Regions from separate parts of the Homo sapiens genome. Here region 2 is linked to region 1. Evidence: chromatin loops called from intact Hi-C (ENCODE). Cell type or tissue: MCF 10A. All regions are shown on one strand.

The links. Peaks named below come from ENCODE experiments on the same cell type or tissue, not always from the same donor. Only the 100,000 strongest peaks of a DNase experiment are listed, where the experiment ranks them.
Region 2: it touches region 1 in a loop (8-fold over the local background); 34 of 110 quality-filtered maps call a loop at or near these places.

The regions. Positions count from the first base shown.
Region 1 is chr1:177,251,612-177,259,611 of GRCh38, reverse strand. BRINP2 (BMP/retinoic acid inducible neural specific 2) reads right to left here. Exons shown (of 8, transcript NM_021165.4): 3 at 3,503-3,693; 4 at 2,228-2,436. LOC105371625 (a long non-coding RNA gene) reads left to right here and starts at 3,573. Exons shown (of 3, transcript XR_922299.4): 1 at 3,573-3,760. RefSeq lists an enhancer at 2,933-4,132. In MCF 10A, a CTCF peak has its summit at 3,284 (motif pointing left); DNase peaks (open chromatin) are centred at 3,111 and 4,001.
Region 2 is chr1:177,777,007-177,785,006 of GRCh38, reverse strand. No RefSeq gene overlaps it. Among named protein-coding and RNA genes, the nearest start is that of LINC01741, 80 kb to the right of the region's middle. In MCF 10A, a CTCF peak has its summit at 4,689 (motif pointing right); a DNase peak (open chromatin) is centred at 4,716.

The DNA.
Region 1 (8,000 bases):
TAAGAAGAAAGTCAGCTTGTCCTTTGAAGCTTTGAAGCCAGGCATTGACTTACCCTCCTTAGCTATGAAAGTCCTCAATGTCATCTTCTTCCAGGAGAAGGCAGTGTCATCTACACTGAAAATCTGTTGTTTAGTGTAGCCACCCTCATCAATGATCTTCGCTAGATCTGGATAACCTGCTGCAGCTTCTAAATCAGCAGTTACTGCTTCATCTTGTGCTTGTATATCATGGAGACGGGTTCTTTCCTCCAATCTCATGAACCAACCTACGCTAGCTTCAAACATTTTTCTGTAGCTTTTTGACCCCTCTCAGTCTGCAGAGAATTAACCAGAGTCAGGGCCTTACTCTGGATTAGGCTTTGGCTTCGGGGAATGTTGTGGCTGGTTTGATCTTCTATCCAGACCACTCAAACTTCCTTCATATCAGCAAGAAGGCTGTTTGGCTTTTTTATCATTCTTGTATTCACCGGACTAGCACTTTTAATGTCTTTCAAGGACTTTTTCTTTGCATTTGCAACTTGGCTAACTGTTTGTTGCAAGCGGCCTAGGTTTTGGCCTTTCTCAGCTTCTGACATGCCTTCCTCACTATGCCTAATCATTTATTTCTAGCTTTTGATTTCAAGTGAGAGATGTCTGACTCTTTCACTTGAAAACTTAGAAGCCACTAAGGTTAATAATTGGCCTAATTTCAATATTGTTGTGTCTCAGGGAATAGGGAGGCCTGAGAAAAGTGAGAGAGATAGGGGAACAGCCAGTTGGTGGACCAGTCAGAGCACACATCATTTATTGACGAAGTTTGTTATCACATATGGGTGCAATTTGTGACACTCCAAAACAATTATAAAAGTGACATTAAAGGTCACATATCACAGATCACCATAACAGATAAAATAACAATGAAAAAGTTTAAAATACTGTGAGAATTATCAGAGATACGAAGTAAGCACATGCTGTTGGAAAAATAGTGCCAAAAATAGTGCCAGGAAACTTGTTTGACACAGCGTTGCCATAAACTTTCAATTTGTAAAAACAAAAACAAAAACAAAAACAAAACCACAGTATCTGCAAAATGCAATGAAGCAAACCATAACAAAATGAGCTATTGCCTGTATATTTATGAATGATCTCTCTGCTATTAGAATTCAAGCTTTATCAGGGCAGGAACTTTACAGCTTTTGTTCATTCTTGTATTCTCAGGACCCCAAACAGTGCCTGACAAATAATACGTGCTCAGTAAATACTTATTGAATGAATTAATAAATAAACAAAATTTGCTTGTGAGTTTCACATGGGATAAAAGCAGGATATAAGACAACTTTGAAGTATTTTCAGTACCTTAACATTTTGCTTAGAATTTTTAAAAAACTGTATTCTCAAGTACAGTATTTTCACTGGTTTTCCCTAAAACAACATGAACTTTACTAGAAACCTCTTAGGTGTAAGTAGAGAAGATATGATGAAGGTTATAGTTATTAAAGTCACAATAACTATTGATCTCTTAAAAACACTCATGAGATCATGTTACTCCCCTGTTAAATCTTTCCAGTGGTTTTTCACTGCACTTTCACTTATATTAAAATTCCTTCTCATGGCACATAACCTGGCTCCAGCCAAACCTCATCTTCTCTTTGTTATTCACCTCCCCATCATCTCAGCAGTCTTCTCTGTGCCCCAACAAGGCACCAGGCTGGTTCCTGCTAAAAGGCCTTAGTACTTACTTGGAACAAGTACTTAGTACTTTGTTCTGTCTGCCTGAACACTTTCCGCTCACTTCTCCACACAGCTGGTTTCTTATCATTCAGAGCTCAAAGTCTAAACCCCAAAGTGCCCTCCATGATCAATCTAATAATAATCGTATGAGCTGCTCCCTCCCCACGCCCCAGGAAATGTACACCTATGACTCTGTCTTGTCTTTATTTATCATTAGAAATAACTTTGTTGTTTTTCCATCCTCCACCAGAGTGCAACCTCTGTGAGCATGGGGACCTTGACTGCCATTCACAGACGTGCCTCTGCTGTAGCCTGCCTCAGAGTGGGTGCTCTGTGAGTGTCTGCAGTGGAATGAATGACCCCATCGTGTCTGAAGGCTGGCTGTGTCTTCATCAGAAAGCTTCTTTTCCTCTTCCATCAGTCGGCCCAGCTGACCTAGAGATGGTTGAGGCTCTGGCCTCCCCCTGGTTCCTCAGTGCTTCCCCCATCCCCTTCCCTGTACCTCTCAGGTCATTACCTTGATGGCCCCCGTGGCTATCTGGATATGGTGCAGCCGTCGCAGCGTGCTCTCTCTGTCGATGAAGTAGGAGGCGGCCAGCTGGTGCAGGGTCTCCAGGGACACAGCTGTGCTGTTCCCACTGCCCCCGATTATAGAGGCACCTCCTGTTGTCTCTGTCTTTCTTCCCAGTTTCTGCTTGTCCACAAAAATGGTCAGGGACTCTTCTCCTATGGTGAACAACACGAGTGTATTGGTGACGCTCTCTGCTCTCGAATCCCCTACCAATAGGAACATAAAACCCTTGGCCAAGATAGACACAGCTGAGAGAGAGTGCAGCCCCTGCTGCCAAGCTCTTCCCCCAGCCCTTACCATCTTTAGAAGAAGCTCATCAGAGGGAGCCACAGGCCAGCGGCCTCGCTGCCTGAAAGGCCCTCTTCCAAAGCTCAGTCCCCCTGCCCTCAGCTTATCTGTTTAACATCTTCTATTGAACTCTGTCTCAAGCAATCCATCTTCATAGGGGAGACACAATTCTCTCTCTCAAGTTGTTTACGAGGAGTCTTCGTGGCTTTTTCTGCTCCCTCAGGAAGGGCAAAAGCCTTGAAGGGGCATCTCCCTCCTCCCCATCAAACACTCAACACCTGCCGCGTGCCGACAGCTGGCCCGAGCCCTGGGAGAGCTTGTTTTAGTCGATTGGACAGTGAGCTAAATGTTATAATAAATCCTGCTTCCTTCTTCCCAGGGCAGAGGGAGCTCTGCATCTTCAGAGATTTTGATCCTGCCCTGGGTCCTAGCCCACATTGCTCCACCCTACCCCCACTCTCCGCCCCACAAGAGGATGATTCATCAGCCCAGAACTACTGGAGTTGGTTTGGACAGTTTCCAATCGTTATAGAGAGGAAGAGGGGTCAGGGACTCCAGGGACTTCGACTTTTTTGCCTGTGGGTCTGACCATTGTAGCCACAGCAAACATTAGAAAGTGGCGAAGCCTCAGGGGTTGGGTGACTCAGCGGAGCGAAAACTGGGAGTGCCCCCTGCTGGCAAGTGCTTGTTAGGAGCCTGTCCACCTCCAACCGCCATACCCAACTTCCCCTCCTCAGGGAATAATTAAATAGAGATGTTCTGGGGTAAATTGAGATGTCAAGAGACTGCACTGTTTTCAAATGCACCAGAAAGACTTCTCAGGCAATAAAAGGCCCGGAAGAAGATAAGACTGTTGGAGCTACGCTACACGAGTCTTAACGTTATTTCCAATGGTCTGGCAACCAATTAGCTTGGGATTGTGATGTTGCTTACCTCCAAGGGTGGCAGAAAGTAAGAAATGAGTGCCGTACTTTTTAATCAGATTTTCTGTAACCTGTTGCAGATTGGGTCTCCTTCCAAGGAGGCGAATGTTCCGGATAAACTCTGGGGCAAGAGGCAATGGCAAACTGAAGAAGTCCTTCCTTTCCAGAGCCAAGTTGTTCACCTTCCAACGGGCAAACTCCCTGGGGGAAAAGCCAAGGGATAAGGAAAAGCTGACCTCGTTTCAGAGCAAGAGGCATAAAATCTGAAGTAGGTAATGTTCTTCCTCCACTTGCAGCCACTCATCTCCTCTCAGCCCACATCCCCTCAGCTGGAGGTGCCCAGAGCCTGGAAGAGGCCCCTTGGCCTCTCACCTGGCCTGTCATTCACATGCTGTAAGAAAGCTCTGTCTCCACTGATCTACATCAGAGCCTCTCCCAGCCAACTTTCTCATCAGACAGTAGTTGATTAGCTTATTCACATGAAGTCATGGTTTACAGTGTTGAGTAGTAGAAAAAACAAACATTGGAACAGTGGTTTGCAAAGATGTGATCTAATCACAGTTGTCTTACCGTGAATGAGTCACATCCCCTCTCATGGCCTCAGTTACTCACCTGTGAAGTCAGGAAGCTTGCTCTAGAACCACTGCCCTCATATTTTGATCTCTGATCCCCTTCATACTGTTAAAAATTATTGAATCCCCATATTTGTACATGTGGCTTAGAGCTATTGAGATTTACCATTTTAGAAATCAAAACCGAGAAAATCAACATTTGTTATTTCATTTAGAGATAACATTAATAAACCCATTACATATAACATAACATTTTCATGACAACTGTATGTTCTGAAACAAAACAAATTTAGCAAGGAGAGTGGCATGGCTTTGCATGTTTGCAAATCTCTTTAATATCAGGCTTAGCAGAAAAGAGCTGCACTCTCATATTTGCTTCTACATTCAATCTGTTTTCATAATTGTGGATTTTCATCTTTGGTACTACACTAAACTAAACAGATGGTAGTTTCTTAAAGGTTAGTTACAATATGGAATCTGAAATCATATCAGTGAACTTTTCATGCTTTGTTACATTAAATCCAGTGTTCTATATTGTAATTTGAATGGATCTTTTTATCCTGCATAATGTTGTAACATCATGTGTTGGTCATCTGGAAAATATCAGGTCACCAAGTTATGCAGATCTTCCACATTTTGACACTTTTCATTATATAATATTAAAACATCTCACTATTTAATATCATGACCAATCTCTTCAACGTCTTTAAATATTAGGAAAATGTCAAGTTCATGAGGATGAATGCAAGTTTTCTAAACTTTGAATTTTCATTTAAAAGCTTAAATTTTATTATTGGCAACAAATACTGTCAGTTGTTTTCCTTGCAGAGTCTGGCTTAATTCATTTTTTTTTTTTGAGAAACACCTGCTAGACACTCAAGTCTGAATAATCACAATTTGTTGCCTGTGCTTTCAAGAAAAAATGGAGTTCCATGAAAAAAGTGGCTAGTTCAGCTTGCAACTCAACCACAAAAGTATTTTTCCTTGAGATAATTATAGTACTTAAGTAGCCTCAGATTTGCTTTATGTGCACTTCCCATTTCATCTTACAGAATATTAAAAACACATGTACCCAAGGGTCAGGATTTAATAAAAGTAATAAATGTTACTGCTTTAAGGACATTCTTAAGTGAAGATAGTGTGTGTGTGTGTGTGTGTGTGTGTGTGTGCATGTGTGCTTATGTGTTTAGGTGCAAGTGTGTAATGATGAAGAATACATGACTCTTAGTGTTATGTGGTATGACTGCTTTTATTCAAATTAAAGTACCAGCAGTTTTATTTTGTACCTTCAGTGCAAATGTCAACATGAACACTCTGAAATAGACTAAGCGGATCCATATTTTGAGAAGCCTTATTCTAGAAGATTGCAAAGTTGTTCCTTTCTAATCCTGTTGAAGATTTTAATTTTCATGCTTTGCTCCTCACTGGAATGTTTGCATTTTAAAGGGGACAGGTTTATAAATCTTTGTCTTGGGATGAAATTTAAAGAATCATATCCATTAATAAAAAATGAGTTTTCCATTGTCCCCCAAATTATACTGGTAAGAACCAGCTCCACTGCCTTAGGAAGCAACAAAATGTAAAGTGTTTACACCCTCTTCACCCATCCCAAATCTGCTCATCATAACAGTGCCAAATCTTGGTCTAACCTTCCCCAAATGTCCATGAAATGCAAATGATAGAGTTGCATAAAAATAAAATAATTAAAAATAAATAAACGGATTTTTGACAAAGGTGCCAGGAACACACATTGGGGAAAGGAGAATATCTTTAATAAATGGTGCTGAAAAAACATAATACCCACATGCAGAAGAATAAAACTATCTTTCACCATGTACAAAAATCAGCTCAAAATGAATGAAAGACTTAAACATAAGACTCAAAACTATAAAACTAATAGAATAAAGTTTAGGGGAAAAGCTTTATGACATTGATGTGGGCAAGTTTTTTTGGATAAGAACTCAAAAGCACAGGCAACAAAAGCAAAAATAAACAAATGGGATTACATCAAACTGAAAAGCTCCTGCATAGCAAAGGAAACAACAGAGCGAGGAGACAACCTACAGAACTGAAGAAAATATTTGCAAATTATGAGTCCAATAAGGGGTTAATATCCAGAATATGTAAAGAACTCAAATAACTTAATAGCAAAAGAACATTTTTTTTAATGGTCAGAAGACTTGAATAGACATTTTTCAAAAGAATACATAAAAATGGCCAGCAGGTATATGATAAAATGCTCAACATCGCTAATCATCAGGGAAATACAAATCAAATGCACAGTGAAATGTCACCTCACCCTAGTTAGAATGGCTGTTATCAAAAAGACAGAAAATAACAAATGCTGGTCAGGATGCAGAGAAAGGGGAACTCTAATACACTGTTGGTGGGAGTGTAAATTAGTGCAGTCATTATGAAAACAGCATGAAAATTCCTCAGAAAACTAAAAATAGAACTAACATATGATCTAGCAATCTCACTACTAGGTACATATTCAAAGGAACTGAAATTAGTATATCAAAGAGATATCTGCACCCTCATGTTTATTGCAGCACCATTCAAAACAACCAAAATATGGAATCCACCTAAATGTCCATAAACTGATGATATACACAATGAAATACTACTCAGCTGTGAAAAGAATGAAATCCTATCATCTGCAGCAACATGGATGAACCTGGAGGACGTAATGTTAAGTGAAATAAGCCAGGCATAGAAAGACAAATACCACATAACCTCACTCATATGTAGGTCTAAAAAAGTTGATCTCATGGAATTAGAGACTAGAACAGTGGTTACCAGAGGCTAGGAAGGGTAGTGGGAAAGGGAGATGGGGAGAGCTTGGTTGACAGATACAAAGTTATAGTTAGGAAGAATAAGTTATGTGCTCTATTACATAGTAGGGTAACTGTGGCTAATAATAATGTACTGTAGATTTTAAGTAACTAGAAAAAAGCATCTTGAAAGTTATCACCACAAAGAAATGATAGATGTTTGAGGTGATGTATATGCTAACTACCCTGATTTGATCATTATTCGGTGTATGCATGTATTGAAACATCACACCAATACACTGTTGTGCCGGATATGTCAATTATAAACAAAATTTTTAAAATTAAAATTATAAATACATGAATAAATAAAAATCCATGCCACATTTGAGGCATAAATCCCACCATCTAACTGTAGAGACTGAGAGAGGAGCATGTGTCAAATGTTACTAGGGAAACAAAGAAAAGCGGGTGACTAATAATTCATGGTTCCAACAAAGTCTTCAAAATTCCCGCTGTGTAGCTTTATTTATCTAAGCAGGTAAGTTCATAATAATATATTGTCAGTTATTTCCTTTGTGCAGCAAATGCTAAGCTTTAATTAAAGTACAGAGTATTTGTCAAAAGTATTTTCTATCCCAAACCCCACTGCAGGGTAAAGAACAGTTGCCTAATCTCATCTCTAATTGGCTGGATGGAAACTAGAATCCTCTCACTGGTTAGTTGATAATTACATTGATGAATCATAAAATCAGATTACTAAAAGCAAATAAACAAACAAAAAACCTTAGGGTCATCAAACCCAGCCCCCTTGCTTTGGGATAGGGCATGTCTAGACTTCATTAACTAATAATTTCTAATCTATTATTTTTCTACATTGCTAGGGGAAAAAGACATTATTACAATTTCCATAGTTTCTTATAATGGTCGAAGCCCCTCACGGAAAGGAAAGGCCAACTTAGCATAGAGGTGGGCCCCACTTTAATTAAATATAATAAATAAAAATTGGTAGTCTGTTGTCTGGCCCAGTCAGACACTGGGTCTGGATGGGAACTAGTATCCTCTAGTTTCCTTATGTTTCTCATAAAACAGAAAGGGTAAGTGGTTTACCTAAAGCAATAAAGCCAGTTGATAATAGAACCAGAACAAAAAGCTAGTGTCCTGG
Region 2 (8,000 bases), 530 kb before region 1:
TCCCTAGTGGTCCTGCTGTGAGCCCCTGACCTGAGATATATGAGGTGCTGAGAGAGATGGACTTTGCCTTCCGGCTGCCAGTGAAAGACGTCATCACACACAGGTCTATATTTTCATTTCCAGAGCCTGCTTCTCCTTTTTTACAGAGTATATTGAGGGCCTGTAGGGATTCCTTTGAGCATCCCTCCTTGTGATGAGCCCCACCTTTGAGGACTTGCCTGCAGTAGCTGCCCTCTTCCTCTATCCTCTGTCATTTTACCAAATATATCTGTGTGTATTAGGCATGCAATAAGAGTCTTCTAAATGAATGTATAACCCTCAGTGCCTCTCAAATGACCCCAAGCAAGTCTCCCCTGCAGGGAAGGGCATTCCAAAGAGAGGAGGTGGTGTGAATCAAAGCACAATATCAGGAAATTGTGTATGTAATTAGGAAATAGTGAGCTCATGCTTTTGATGGAAGATAGGGTACAAGCAATGAAATGTGCGTTTATTCTCCTGATGCTCACTATGTCTATGCTTTATTCTTTGCTTTTCTCATCCTTGCTCTGTGTCCCAGGAAGCTGACTTCTCTGTTTGGATCACATGGGCCCCCTTGTCCTGAGGTTTCCTATTGGAATTGAACAATAGGAGGGATGGCAAGCCATTAGAGGATGGGAATAAAGAGAGATGGGTTCTTTATTCCCTTTCTTCTCATGGGCCTCCTCCCTATCCCCAGCTGGCTGAGGTTCCAGTGGAGGCTCCAGTTCTCTAGCAACACTTCAGTCTAGGCTCATGTTCCTCTAGCTCCAGATGTCATGGGGGTAATCTAGTGACATGGTTCCTACCTTTTGCTGCTTCAGACCTAGGGACAGTTAGGGCTTCTCCTTGGTTGCTGGTTCCTCCAAGTTTTACCTTCCCTTGATGGTTCCTTTAAATAGTCCCAATAAGTGAGTTCTTTGTAGTTGAATCCTTGAGTGTGTGTGCCATCTGGTTCCTGGTAAAAACCTGACCAATACAGAGAGCCCTGGAAGACTTTGCTAGTAAGACTGGATATAGCTAGGTTTTGGAGAAAATTGAGGACTAGGCCTAAATTTTTTTTTAAATTAGGCAACTTGAAAATCATTAGATGTTTCTGAACACGAGAAGGACTTGGGCGGATATATATGGCGGCAGTCAAAATAAAGAGCAGTGGATGCAGGAGATAAGGTAAAGGTAGAAGACGGATGGAAGTGGTAACTTACTAAGTATGTGAGGATGGAGAAGGAGCCTTTGAAGCTGGGTCTACGTCTCCAGGATGGGGCTCACTGAGAGAATAATGGTGCCACAAGCAGAAATGGGAACGGGAGGGGAGGCACTGTTACATTTGGTTTGAGATGAGTTGAAAATGCCTCAAACCTTCCTCTATAAATTGTGGTCATGGCTGTCTGCCTCAGAGGGGCTGTGGTAGTATGAAATAGTTCACCAATCAGCCCCAAGCCTGTGATAACAGAAAATATCACACAAACATGCAGTCCTTCTGCAGAGTGGGGCTACTTAGTAATCATCCAGTACAGTCCTGGTCCTTCAGAGAGTTAATCCACAGTGGCCATCTGGGTTTACACATAACAATGAAATCTCAAGTCTTTTTTGTAGATGTAGTTTTTATTTAGATATGAGTTGAGGCAGCAAAATATATCATAAGAGGGCATCTTGGGGAACAGAGGGCTACTTAGTTTGGAGAAGAGAAAGCTGAGAGGAAAAAAGAGGTTCGTTCTGTGCAACGCCAGGGGGCAGCTCTGAGAGAAGGGTGGGGTTAAGGGTTGGAGGTGGGCGGGGGGCGGAGGTCACCAGGAAGGTAAAATAGAGAAGAGCCTTCCAAGGATTGATTTACTCTGCCCATTGTTGGCATGAGCCCTTCACAGAATGGTGGGTACCTGCTCCTAAGGGAGATTAAACTTAGGCTAAATGCTTGCTGGTCACCAACTCTGCAAAAAGAGTTTCTGTGTTGTGTTGTAAATCGGGCTGAAGAAAATCACATCATATTCCATTTCCATGTGTTCCAGGCCAGTGATTCTATGAGCTCTCACCCTGTAAATACAGATGCAGAGGTGGACTGATGGCCACAAGGCTAAAACCAGCAGCTGTCCAGGTTCTTGGCTTTTCATTACAGGTATGTTCTAGAGAGAATTAACGGGGCAAAGAACAAACAAAAAATCTTTTGGGTCAGAAGTTGAATAACCTTATTTGTCCCTATTCTGCCACAATGGTTATCTTTATCTTCTTTAAATAATATCCTATTTCCTTTCAATTCAGATTAACAGTATGAATTTGATTGGTCAGCCACGTAGGGAATATGTAGAAGAGAGAACAAATTTGCTTTGATTCCCTAGTGGTTCTACCAGCTGCGGAGTTTCAAAGATTTCTTTTTAAATCTGAATTGAAGATGGAATAAAGGAAATGTGCTATGATGAAAGCATGTCTGGAATGGAGAAAGGTGGCAAGTGAGGAATTTCTTGCTAAATGGGGCCAGAGAAGTTTCTCTTTCTTTGGAGTAAATGGGTGTTAAAAAAATACACGCTTATTTAGAACCATAATACCTTGAAGGAGTTCAGAGATTTTTCTGCTATTATCTTCTATTTCACAAATAATACATAATATGTATAAATTGACTTTAAGTTTACAGAACAATTTATGTGCACTATCTCATTTTATCTTGTGAGGCAGGTATGGCAAGTAATACTCTTCCCAGTTACCAGAAGAGCAAACTGAGACTAAGAGAGGTCAGTCTTCCTCTTCAAGGTCATGCAGATGATAAGGGGATGATATGGTTTGGCTGTGTCCCCACCCAATTCTCATCTTGTAGTTCCCATAATCCCTATGTGTGGTTGGAGGGACCTGGTGGGAGGTAATTGAACCATGGGGGTGGTTCCCCCATGCTATTCTCGTGATAGTGAGAGTAAGTTCTTATGAGATCTGATGGTTTTATAGGGGGCTTCCCCCTTCACTCAGGTCTCATTCTTCCCCTTCCTGCCACCTTGTGAGGAAAGATGTGTTTGTTTCCCCTTCCGCCATGATTATAAGCTTCCTGAGGCCTCCCCAGCCATGCTGAACTGTGAGTCAATTAAACCTTTTTCCTTTATGAATTACCCAGTCTCGGGTATGTCTTTATTAGCAGCGTGAGAATGGACTAATACAATGGATGGCCAAGTTTTGAACTTTAATCTTGCGGTCTTCCAAGACATGAGAAATTAAACTGTAAGCTAACAGTTATTGCATACTTATCTCTTGTGTCAGACACTGGGTTAAGCACTTTTCATGGGTTAGATTATTCAATCTTTACAGTAATTCATATTTTCCAGATATGGAAACTGAGGATGCTCCTCTAGCCTTCTTGCTCTTCCAAAATAAACACTGCTGTTTGGTTTCAAGGCCACAAGATTAAAACTAGCAGCTGCCTAGGTTCTCAAGATCAGTGTAGGCTCCTTCTCTCTAACAGCAGTAAACAAAATGTCAGTAGTATTTAGATCAGGTGAGTACGTGCATGTGTGTGTGTGCAGGGAGTATGCGTGTGCCCAGAGCGCCACACTCTATCTTTAACTGCATGCTAGGCATCTATACTTGGTTCTACTCCCAGAAACTGGAATGCTCCATTTCTCAAACTAAACTCATTATCTTCTTCCCCAAACAGCTCTTCGTTTCCTATCTTGGCCAGTGCCATCATTCTGGGTTAGCCCATATACCTGGTGTTGGTATTGAAGTCCTCTAGATTCTACTTTGTCAAAATTGTGCACAGCCATTCAGCCCTCTCCATTTTCTCCACCGTGCCTTGGGTCAGACCCACACCTCTTGGACTTTGGAAGCAGATATCTAATGGAGCCTCTATCCTTCTTCCGTTCCTACAGATTGTCTCAAATTATGTTTTTTTAGAAACATAAATCTTATCCAATTATTCTTTCTCCAAAACTTTCATGGGCTTCCTGTTATAGTCATTCATTCCACAGATGTTGCTTGTCCAACCACTGAGTGCCAAACCCTATTCTAGGTGCCGAGCACACTGGAGTGAATAAAGCAGTTACAAAGCCCTGTCCTTGTGCAATTTAAAAAGTACACGTTCTTCAGCCTAGCATTCAAAGCCCTCTACAAATCGGTTCAGCTCATCCTCCTGGTTTTTGTCCTCTCTTCACTCCACCTGTGGGTAAGAGTCATATTTCCTGTAATCCAGTCGTAGTGAGCATGCTTGGTGTCCTTTCTAGACTGGCGCCTCATTTGATGGTTACCTCAACCTGGTATTCTCTCCTGAGTCTCTAGATTTCCTGTGACCCCACTTAGTTCCATCTTTTCAGTAAATTCTTTCTAGATCAAGCTCCTCCCCTAGCTCCTCTTGTCAGAATTAATCTCCCATTCACCTATACTGTGTGTACAATGTTTTTGTACATTTATGGTAACTTTCATTGTCTGCATTACTTATATATGTGTCTGTCTCCTCCGCAGACTGAGATCCTTGAGGAGAGAAACTATGTCTCTTTTGTACTCTTAGCACTTTGCTCAGTCCCTGGCACACAGTAGGTGACTAATATTAGCCACTGTGAAATGGCTAGATGCTGACTTTCTGGATAGTACCCCCGCTATCCCCCACTCCCACCATCATGTGTCTCCATCTTTTCAAAGCTCCATAACGAGTTTACTTACACAAATAAATAAATCTTGCATAAGAGTGTCCAAGTTCGGGAGCATACTTTCAAGCCTCTAGGTGGCAATATTACTGTGCTCAAAGTGAGGAGTTGTGAGCCAAGTTGGGAAATTGTATCAGCCGCTTAGGGCACATGCCTTTCTGTCCCTTCTTTCTCCCTCCCACCCTTCTACCCTCCCTTTCACTTTTGTTTCTCTCCCTCCCTGTCTTCTACTCTCCCCTCCTCCCATCTCCATTTCTGTTCATCCATTAAATATCTTCCCAGATTTTTTTAAAACCCCAAGATGTAATTGTAGGACTGAGGAAAAGGTACAAGATCTCCTGGAGAGCCTGCCTCCTCCCTCACACACTTTGTGTAGAGTTTTACATTTTAATATTTCTATTAAATTCCATTTACATTTTGTAGGTCTGGGTGAATTATGATATTTAGAGATGGGGAGTTAGGAAGCAGCTGTTTTTAGAAGCAGCTGAGGAAATAATCCAAAATGGCCTTACGACATGTCTGGCGTGTCCACATTCACCACACACCAATCCTGGACCTGTCATGGGTGTCCGGGGGTGAGAGGGACACTGGGCTTTGCCAGGAAGATCTGGACTGGACTAGTTGACCAGGTTTAGAGAGGGCCCGGGGCTGGATCCACAGGTGATGTTTCAATTCAAATCAGGGCAGAGGTGGGATTTCCTGGGAGCCCGAGTCAGAGGAGTTGGGCAGCAGGAGGGAGCCAGCGGTGGGGGTTTAGGGGGTCAGTGGGGAAGCTGCGGCAGAGCTCTGGGAAGGCAGGGGAATGCAGATGGGCTGCTCCTAGCTGCCCAACTGAAATCTCCACCTGCCTGTTTTTCTATAATGCCCACTGCTCTAACAATTCAGCATTTCAAAGAGGGGATGGTGGAGGAGGGAAGTGGTGATTTAAGCATGAAAAATGTCATTTTGCCTCAGAGCAAACTGCCTTTCTATGGCCTGGCTCCTTTTGTGAGGTTTGGATTTAGGCACATCTGGAAGATCATTTGCCCAATACTAATAGGAAGGCTCACTGTGCTCGTTTGTTATGAGATGTAATGGGACTTACTCTCACTGTGAGAACGGCAGCCACCTAGTGCCACTGATTTCCATTTTTCTGTCACCATGAAAAACTCTCTTTCACATGTATGTGTGCACACACACACATGCACACATGCACACATACACACACACGCATGCATGCACACACACACATACACACACCTCACACCCACACATACACATTAAAGAACCCTTGGATTTCCACTTATACATTTCTCTTTGAGACAATTAAATCCATTCACTTTCCTCCAAACCCCATTCTTTATTATTTTCCTGCCTTAGGTTTAAGGTCATTTGGTTCAGAAGAGAGGCCCTTTCACTTGCATACATTTAATTAATCCTCCTCTTTCTTCCTGCCAAACTCCTCAAGATACTTTGCTTTCTAAACGTGGGCTGTATTTTTCTCCCCTTTCCCTTACAAGTAGCATGTGTTTATTATCTATAACTTTTGAGGGCCGTGCACTTATTATTCAGTATTTGAGTTCACTGTTGTTATTTGTAATTTTGAAAAAAATCCAGATACATCTGTAACAGAGGTTTAGTTTTGATTTTTCTGTCTCCTTATTAAACTATGCCTGTTTCTTTAAAAAATATCTTTAAAATTCTGTCCTAAATTCTTTGATTAGTGCCATTGATCTCTGTCACCTTTTGGGTATTTGGGGCCCACATATGAGGTACCATGTTTCCCCAAAACTGTAGCACTGTTGTCTCTTGGAGAGTGAGCCTCTTCTTTGTCCATACACTAAATATGGGGGAGACTGGACAGAAGCAGCTGTCAGATTGATTGGTCTGGAATATGGTCAAAGTCTTTACAATTCCTCAAAGCTCTTTGGATAAAATGACATTTTTCATTTCTTTTTCTTGCCTTCTCAGATGGTTTCTCAAATGTGGTTCAAACTACATGTTCCTGGGACGTGGCTGGCACCCTCTGTAACTTCCTGCTGGGATTCTCATCCTTTCGCAGGATTCCTTGCAATTTGGCCAGTGCTCTAGTGCCTCAGGCCCACTCTGGAACCATGAGAAAACTCACAGCTGCCCAGTGTGAGGCACGCATGCAAGGCCTGCCTGCCGTGCCTCCCTCTGCCAAAGGCATTTTTAGCAATTTCCTAAAAATGTGGCTACAATGGAAAATGAAGCTGTTCAGGGGGAGAAGTGATGGCCCCGAAATGCATCCAACAGCCTGAGGTGTGGCTGTGGAAGAGGAATGTGTATGGCTTAGCAGTTGAGAGTGTGGGTTTCCAAGTCAGTCTGTTAGGTTCTCATACCCAGTCCGCCACCGTGTGACATTGGGAAGTCATTTCACCTCTCTAGGCCTGCTTTCTTTATAGAAAATAGGGATAGCCACAGTACTTGAAGGGATTATGCTGAAGATTGAATGAGATAATGCACATAAAGTTGTTAACACAGTGCCTGAATCATGCCGAGTATCCAGTGAATGTTATCTATGACCAAGATGATGAGTCTGAAGGATGGAAGGTACCGTAGAGATCATCGACCCATTCCTTCATCTTTCAGCTGAGCACAGGCCACTCAGCCAGTTGATGACAGCAGCTTCTGTTAGAAGGCAGACCTCTTTTTTTTTTTTTTTTTTTTTGAGACGGAGTCTCGCTCTGTCACCCAGGCTGGAGTGCAGTGGCACAATCCGGGCTCACTGCAACCTCTGCCTCCCAGGTTCAAGCGATTCTCCTGCCTCAGCCTCCTGAGTAGTTGGGATTACAGGCATGCGCCACCACGCTCAGCTAATTTTTGTATTTTTAGTAGAGATGGGGCTTCACCATGTTGGTCAGGCTGGTCTCGAACTCCCAACCTCAGGTGATCTTCCTGCCTAAGCCTCCCAAAGTGCTGGGATTACAGGCATGAGCCTCCATGCCCAGCCAGAATGCAGGCCTGGTAACCCTTAACCCAGCATGCTTTCTCCCACGGTTGCAAGCCCTAGGCCTTCCATCCTATTCTGATGGTGGTAGTGGGTGGTGATGCAGTACTTATGATTACATAGGCAATCATTCATAAACTATTTATTGAGAAGATTCAATGACAAGCAATACACAGATCCTATATTCAGTGATCCTATTGTGCTATAGTGGGAATCAAATGTGCACTGATAACTAAAAGTCAGAGTACTATAAACGATCATTAAGGATTTGTAAAAAGTGCCATGGAAGGCAGAGAAAAGAGGCTGCATATAGATGAATACTAAGATAACACTCAGCAAACATTTATGGTGCCCCTGTTATGTGCTAGGCACAATGGGGCATAGAAACTTCTTTTTTCTTTTTTTAGATGGAGTTGTGC